Linked DNA regions of Mus musculus: region 2 is linked to region 1. A link is a contact called in ENCODE Hi-C or POLR2A ChIA-PET data. All regions are on one chromosome and are shown on one strand. Each heading gives the region's core, a stretch centred on a gene start or an enhancer-like site at or near the end of the contact. The rest is flanking DNA. Distances are from core to core; before and after follow the strand shown.

The links. Hi-C counts contacts between places; a loop is a spot of excess contacts on that map. ChIA-PET counts read pairs that join two places held with the same protein, here RNA polymerase II (POLR2A).
Region 2: a map of adrenal gland shows a loop between it and region 1 (5-fold over the local background). The contact joins the promoter of Dtd1 here to the promoter of Sec23b in region 1. A Hi-C loop is called at or near these places in 6 of 37 maps with a recorded cell type or tissue (T-helper 2 cell, adrenal gland, gastrocnemius and 2 more). POLR2A ChIA-PET finds 5 or more read pairs at or near these places in 4 of 5 experiments (Patski and embryonic stem cell).

Annotation. Positions count from the first base shown.
Region 1 is chr2:144,553,977-144,558,206 of GRCm38, reverse strand. It overlaps Sec23b (SEC23 homolog B, COPII coat complex component), which reads right to left and starts at 1,978. Exons shown (of 20, transcript NM_001252544.1): 1 at 1,883-1,978. It overlaps Gm34292 (a long non-coding RNA gene), which reads left to right and starts at 1,572. Exons shown (of 1, transcript XR_003953925.1): 1 at 1,572-3,832.
Region 2 is chr2:144,597,981-144,602,210 of GRCm38, reverse strand. It overlaps Dtd1 (D-tyrosyl-tRNA deacylase 1), which reads right to left and starts at 2,258. Exons shown (of 6, transcript NM_025314.3): 1 at 2,120-2,258. The coding sequence starts at 2,162.

The sequences.
Region 1 (4,230 bases), core at 729-3,228:
GAAAGGTAAGTCTCAAATTCTGTTTCATGATCCAACAACTTTCCTGATTCCCTTCCTTTCTTTATCAATCAAAGTAAATTCTGTATGAAATGCCACATGCCAAGAAACCTTGATTTTTGTTTGTCCCCCCGCCACCCCCACCACATTGCTAACTGTAGAGAACAGAACTGTATGGTGACCTGAGAATCCGGTTATTAACAGGAAGCAGCTTGACACTGAAGCATTTCTAGTGGGCATACCACAACTATGAAAGGAAGTTTGCTTTTGTATTGAGTCTCACCATGTTCTCCTTCCTCACCATGTTTGCTTATGATCATCCTTGAAAGACTCTTTAACAATTAAGTCTTTCAGACGAAGCTTTCAGACTCGGATAGCCCAATGTTGTTAAGCAAATGCATCCTACGTGTGATTGAAAATACATTGACACATGAGTGACTGAAGGTCAACTGAGCAAGCCAATCCGGAAAGCAAAATGAACTGGTCCAGGGGGTAAAGTGCTTGCCACGCAAGTCTGACAGCCTGAGTTAGAGCCTCAGATCCCACAAAAAGATGGAAGGAAAGACCTAAGATCACAAAAGTTGCCTATGAGTGGCTTGACAGGTGCACACACATGCAAATGACATGTTTAAGCAAGTAGACTGTTAAAAAAAGGAAAGCCAGAAAACTGAACTGAAGAAGAAGAAGAAGAAGAAGAAGAAGAAGAAGAAGAAGAAGAAGAAGAAGAAGACGACGACTAAACCTGTGAAATGAGAATGGAAGCATATTCTTGTAATTTCCATATTTGGGAGGCTGAGGCAGAATCAAGAGAGTACAAAGCCTCCTGGGTTACATAGGGATAGATATAGATATATAGATATATCCTGCAAATAATTTGGGTGAGGACAATTTTACATACCCAGAAAAGCAAATTAATTATTCTACCATACAGACTCTATACAACAAAGTCCCAAATGTCTGTTCCAACTGAAACTCTTAACACATCTACTTGTTAGTTCTGGCAAATACAAGAAGATAAAACCCTAACTACACAGAAAGCACTTAGGCGCCTGGGAGCGGGGGTGGGGGTGGGGGGTAGTAAATAAGTCACAGCACATTCTAACATCGCCATTTCCAGCAGTTACTTCAGCAAACCCCATTAAATAATGGTAACCCCTCTATAAAGTTCTTTACGTAAATGTATAAGTCCCCGAGTATCAACATATTAACACCTGCTCCTATTTCCCACTGCCTCCTTTCCTCGATTTATTCTAAACCAGCTTCTTAATCCTAAACACGTAATCCACAGAGGCTTTCAGTGAATTCATGAATCCTCTGACGTTCTATGTATTTTTATTAAATTCTATGTGCTGAGAAAAATGCTCCTATCAAACTCTCAACGAGTAAGGGTATCTGAAGAGGTAAATAGCCGAATGGATGAATGACTGAGTGAATGAAGAGAGAATGAATGAATGAGTGAGTGGATAAAAGAAAGGCATCCAATAAAATATCTTAGCCCCTCTAAGCTCTCCAGGACATAACTTTCCAGGACTTAGTAACCATCTGTAGACACAGTTAAATACCTAATCCTGTACTGAAGATCTGGTTTCTGGTTTCACTTATCACAAAGCAAAACTCAAGGTTTTCATGGGGATTCGGTCCTTCCGGATGTTCGAGTCACCACCACCAACACCCCAATTCCGAGGGCTAAGGAGTCAGAAACCGGCCGTCGGCTCTCAGGCACGGCGCGGACGAGTCACTCTGAGCCGGCTTCTGGGTCATCAACTCTCTCTGATTCTTCCCATAAGCAAGCCCACCTTGCCTCGGCCTGTCTGGCTTCGGCCCTCCTCCTATGCGCCCCTTCACCATTGCAGAGCCAGCCGCTCACCTGTCCGGAGCCACTCACCGGGACTGAACCTTCCGCGCCCCACGGACACCAGAGCTCAACTCCGGCTTCCACCGCCAAGTCCACCTCAGCTCACAGTCGATTGGTCACCGCTCCGAAACGTCATTTCGCGGCGCCATGCTCTAGCCAATCAGAGAGCGCTTCTCTGGCTGACCCGAGAAAGTGAAACAGTCAGAAAAGCTGCGCCTCCATCTTTGAATAGGGCAAGGCTGTGGTTTCTCACCCAACAAACTTTAGAATGTAGAATTCCTCAGGATACATACTTTCTTGAATATATCCTGAAATTTTTCTCCTTCACAGAACCTCGGCGCCTGCGGAACCGTCATCCAAATGCATCCAGCACTCCTCAGGGGACCGCCCTGACACAACATGACGTCTGTTTGCCTCAGGGGGAAGTCCCTCTCATCGCCTAGCTACCGGGAAGCGAGAAGAGGGACGCGTAGCCCGGAGTTGTCCGGAGAGGCCCTCAGCCTGCGGGAAGGGGCTAGGAGGGGACAGAGAGTCTCGGCCGCTAGTTGGTGATCTTTTTGAGCTCAGCAAGTGCGGGTGCGGGTCCTCTCTTCGCGGTACAAAACTTTCCCTTCTCGTTGCTGCTGTGGTTTCTGTGCTCAATAAAAACTGTTTCTGGTGAACATCCTCCTGCCATTCCCCAGCAAGGAAGTGAGTAATTGGGGATGGTCTTATTCAGACACTTAAGGAAACTATCAGAGTCCGTTTTGATGGGTAACACAGCTTTTTCTGTGACCGCCGCAGTCATTTTTACACTTTCTTACAAGTGGCAAAAATAAATAAATAAATAAATAGCAGCAAATTCAGCGAGTGTGTAGTGCCTGCAGCGGCCAGAAGAATCTATTGTGTATCCTCTAACACGGGTGCTAGGAACTGAACTCCAGCAGTATACACATAGCCACTCAACCAACCCTTCATCCCGCCAACTAAAATCTTACAGTTATGCTAAGACATGTTATTCAAAGAGTACCCATTAAATAACCCAGTTTCCTACTAATGCAAACTTTTCTTTAAGACAGAGCCTAGCTGTAGGTTTGGCTGGCCTGGAACTCAGGAAGCCCTGCTTTCTTCTATCTTCCTATGCCTCCTCAATTTAAAAGCACACGCCATCACACCCGGCTAAATCAAACTTTTTGACGTCTATAAATCATAGGGACTTAAGTTTAAATAGGTGGTACTATAAAATATTACTGTTTGCATTACAATCTTTAAAATAAATTTACATTTTCTCATCATCATAAACATAACAATGTTAATGATGGCATGTTTAAAACCTTAAATTATGTTTGGGAAATGCAGTTATCTCTTCCTAAGGTAAAATGTAAAATAAAATATACATGTTCGTTATATCTAACGCTGAAAAAAAGAAGTCGCTTTTTAAATAACAAACACTAATATGATTTTATTTGTCAAATATTTCCCTTTCAATTTTTGGACCTGGATTATTTCTACACTAGTAATTTCTGTAGAGAGGATTTTTTTTTAATTGCATGTTCAAAATATACAAGATTGAATGTCCTTACTTGGGGGAATTTAGAAGTATTTTATTTATATAAGAGAATACTTGCAGGGCAATAGTGGTGCATGCCTTTAATCGAAGCACTCAGGAGGCAGAGTCAAGGAGATGTCTGTGAGTTCCAGGCCAGCCTAGTCTACAGAGTTAATTCCAGGACAGCCAGGGCTACACAGAGAAACCTTGTCACGAAAAACAAAACAAACAAAGTACTTGTTTCTGTAACACAGATCTTTTAATTGGAGAAATATAATAATTTAACTTATTGTGACTCAACGCGGGTAGCAAGATATCCTGTTCTCTCACAGAAACAGATGTAAGTCTTTTCGTTTTCATTCTAGCCAGGCAGACACACTGACATATAAAGAACATACAGCTTTAGTTCTACAGTCTCAGCCCCAGGTCCAAAAAAAAAAAAAAAAAAAAAATCAGAAAGATTAAAGTTTGGTGCACTATAAAAGAAGGCACTGTTCTTCCCCTTTGGTGTGGCAGTCTTATAAATGACCGAGACGGAGAGCACTATAAACTAGATTTGCTGCCATTTCTTACTTAGGAGGTTATCTCTGTAAATTTTAGTTCCCTTAAAGAGATTACCAAATGGCTGGTAAAACAAAATTTCTGGTGGTTGTTACTATCAGTGGGAGGAGAGTAAACTAACCAGCCATGAGTAAACCAGAAAGAAGAACTGAAAATCATTAGAAAGAAAGCTAGAGGGGCAGTGCCCTCTACTTAGCGTCCACCTTCTAGGACCCAAGGGAAAGGAAACAGTTTAGCTTCAACAGCCTGGAACATGCTCTTCAGTGATGTGAACCCAGGTTCTCTCTGG
Region 2 (4,230 bases), core at 1,009-3,508, 44 kb before region 1:
ACTGGCTAAGTCACCATACAGGCCCTTCATAATTGCTTCAAATGGTGGAAATAAGTTGTTCCCCTTCACAACTTCTTGAGAATGACCCATTACTACTCAAACATATCCTGGAACATACCTGGAAACTACAGGCAATGGCCCATCCACTCTCAGCAAGTGACTGTCATTCAGGTCACTCCCTCACTCTTATCCTGAAATTTCTCATTAGCTTACGCTCGAGTATGATCAAAGGGCTCCCTAGGGAAATCCCAAGAGTGTTAGACACTTTGTGCAAGTGCCAGCCCAGGGCCTCACACATGCCAGGCTTGGTTTGGTAGGAGAGGGTTTCACTAGGTAGCTTCAGTCTGCACTTCAACTCACCAGGTAGGTGGCCCATGCTGGACTCAACCCAGGGTGCTGGGATGATAGGAATAGGCCACCACCTACAAGCAAAGGTACATTTTCCAAAGTCCAGATCAGCGGGATTGGGGGCTTAAGGAGCCAAAGCTCAAAATTTAAATCTGTTGGTGATAACCACATCAAGTAGACAGCTTCTCCCCCCCAAAGAGCAAAACCATCTTTCATCAGTGAATTTTTCCAGTTTTCATGTGCTCAATATTTACTGAAATGTTATTAGAGTCCCATAAACTCCTCTCCTATTCTGCTCCTTATTAGTCCAGGATGATTTCCAAAACCAAAGTTAACAGAACAGCTTGCAACTCATTAAGCAGGATTAGAAGGTGGACTCTCGAGTCTAAATATGTGGTTTGGCTACTTGGTTGGGGAGGAGTCTTGGGTCTAGCTTTAAACTCAAAACCATGTATTTAGTATAAAATGGTTTAAAGAAAAAGATATCTGTATTGCTTGATCTGAAGCTTTGGTGAGGAGGGGGAATCTTAGAGACTCTTTTGTTGTCCAATCTGCTTTCTGTTGTCCAATTCCTGGGCTCAACACAGCTCCTTCCCCAGCCTCCAAAGTGGCTGTGACTACAGGCCTTGGCATCTGACCTGAAAATGTACTTCTGCCTCTATAAACACAGCTGGGCAATGGTGGTAGACACCTTTAATCCCAGCACTTGGGAGGCAGAGGCAGGTGGATCTGTGAGTTCAAGGCCAGCCTAGTCTACGGAGTGAGTTCCTGGCCAGACAAGGCTAAACAGAGAAACCCTGTCTCGAAAAGGAAAGAAAGAAAGAAAGAAAGAAAGAAAGAAAGAGAGAAAGCAAGCTAGCTAAATGAGTGATGGGTAGACTTGCTGCCAAGCCTAATTCCATGAGTTGAATCCCAAGGACCCACATGGTGGTGGCACATCTAAATTGTTCTCTGGCCTGTTACACACAGAAACACACACACCAAATAAATAAATGTATTTATTTCTTTAACTTAAAAGACTAAAAGAATGGCACCAGTCGTTTCTATTTTTTTAACACTTTTCAAATAACTACAGTAGCTGGATCCTGAATATTTCAACTAGCCTCCCACATTCAACTGATGGCTAATGGCTGAGCATCTGGGTCTATATTAATTAATGGGAAAGAGAAGCACGTCATCTTGAATTCTGTGGTTCTGACCCATGGCTGAAGGTTCAGAGACCGACATCCAGGTGCAAGCAAGGGATGTTCTGCACCCAGTGAGGATGCCAGCAGATATTTGCTCAAAGCTGCCAGAGCTCAAACAATTAGCAATTCCTCCGTCTGTCCATTTTATCATGAGCCAAGTTCTATTTTAAAAAGAAAAGATATGCAAAAGGGGGTTGTTAAAATGCTACATCTCAGACAGAGCGGTGGATAAACGAGCGATTCCGCTCCGGAAATCTCCCCTATGTGTTGTTTGTGCAACAGTGCATTCAACAACGGGCCCTGGGGATGCTCACAGGTTCTGGCACCTTGTCTGTGAGGAACACACACACACACTCACAAAGATAATGATGATGATTATAATGGTGATGACGACGGAGATGAGGGTTTATGTAGCAACGAAAGCACGGAGCCTGAACCCATGAGCGGCCAGGCACGTGCCGGATCTTCTCGGCCACGGCGCTGCCCAGAGGCTGCCCGGTAACTCGGGGCTGCGGGGAACCCTCACACGGAACAGCGGGTCGCGGGGGTCAGAGGCTGCTCTCTCCCCGGCCCGCCCGACTGACCTGTGACGCTAGCCCGAGTGACGCGCTGCACCACGGCCTTCATGGCGGCGGCTGTAGCGACTGGAATTTGCTGTGTGGTCAGACCTTGCGACTCCGCCGGTGGCTCCTCGACCGGCGCCCTCTACCGGCAACACCGGAAGAGCTCCGTGAGGACCCATTCCACAGAGCTGCGTCCCGCCCACGTCGGCCACACCTATCCAATTGGCCCCGCCCATGTCAATCACCCTCACCTGTCACCTATGCATAACCTAGTCCATTTGTGGTAGGCGCCGCCCTATCCACCCCTGAACTCCTTCTTAAGCACTATAGTCCCAAACTGCCAGCCTAGTCTCCACTATGTCCAGACACTCATTAATTTCTGCTCCAGTTTCTTTCTCTTTCAGTTTTACCCTTAAGTTTTTTTCCTGCTTTTCTCCCTCTTTTCCAATCCTCCGGTCACAGATTTTCCAAAATCTTCACTTGTTCTGTAGCCTCAGCAGCAATCCTGTTGCTAAAAACAAAAGGACCTGCTGCTAACATAGCCATTTAACTACATAACTATTGATTTACCTTAGACACAATAGTTAATAGGTCTATCAGTCTAGAATTCTAATTCCTTCCTAATACAAATCTAATACTTAGCCCTATCATAGGGTTGTTAGGAAATTTGGATGGGCTGTAAAGATGCTTAGATGGCTGCAAAGAACTGTATAGCTATTACTGTACTAAGTTTTCATCACTAAAAAATAACATCTTCATAGTCCAGTGGTAGTCCATGTGTTTATAATTAAACAAAGAAAAAGAAGAATGGGGGGGGGGGGAGATAGTCCCAGCTACTTGAGATGAAGCGGGAAAGTGTTTTAAGTCCATGAGTTCAAGACCACCAATGTGGGCAATGTAATGAGACTTTCCCTTAAAAACGAAATAGGAGTATCAGAAAAAGTTCACCCATTTCAGAGTGTCTTTGCTTTGAACGCCTCTTCCAGGATTAGCAGATTCAGAAAAGCATTTGTTAGAAAGCAATTTGATAGAACTGTTATTTGGCCCGAAATACTCTAAGGAATGGTGGTTGAACATCTGTGATCCAAGCATTCTGGAGGCTGCAGTATGAGGATCACGCTGAAGTTCAAGGCCAGCATGAAATACAGAGTGAGATGTTGCTTTCCCCCTCACCCCCCCAAAAAAACAAAAACAAAAACAAAAAAGGCCTAGAAATGTGTATTATTGTGGGGTATCCATCAGATAAGACTACTCAGACCGGGGTTAAGCCAGTAGAAAGTCTTTATTAGCCAACTGGCAACTACACTGGGTGTTCAGGATCTCATTAAAGCTCAGATTCTTTTAGAGTGAGCATTTAAGCAAAAAAAAAAAAAAAATTCCTCGGTTGACATACTTCAGTTAATAAGCACAGTTAGGCTAAAGCAATTACAGAAGTCAAAAGGCAAGCTTAGTGCATTTGATAGATTCGGTCTTCCTTTTCACTCTGGCAAGTGGTACTATCTACATACTGAGTTTTATGGAGTCAGTTGTGCTAAGGACTGGGAGCCTTTTATATTATGCTTAAATATTAAATAGTGAATGCAAAATTGCATGAGTTAAATTGTCAAGGATACCACCAGCAGCAGCAGCAGCAAGATCAATGGGTGTCAGTCACATGCTTCCTGATATTGAAGGATACAGTGGTAATTCTGCAACAACAAAACTTAACCTGGGGCTAGAAGTGTAGCTCAGTGGAACATAGTACTTAGCTACCATGTAGGAAGCCCTAGGTTCAGCCCTTAGCATCATATAAGCCAGGGATGGCAACACTTACCTGGAATCCCAGCGCTCAGGAGGTAGAGAGGCAGGAGCATCAGTTCAAGGGTGGAACTGTACAATCGAAATGCAAACTGCACTGCAGGAGACTCTGCATCTAATTGTTTAAAAAACCTAAATCAGGAACATTCTATCAAGTAGTCAGTTTTTCACATCCAGGGAAAAAAGTCTGGCTCAATGGGTAAAGGCACTCCCTGGGGGCTGGAGTGATGGCTCAGTAGTTAAGAGCACTGGCTGCTCTTCCAGAGGTCCTGAGTTCAATTCCCAGCAACCACATGGTAGCTCACAACCATTTGTAATGGGATCCAACGCCCTCT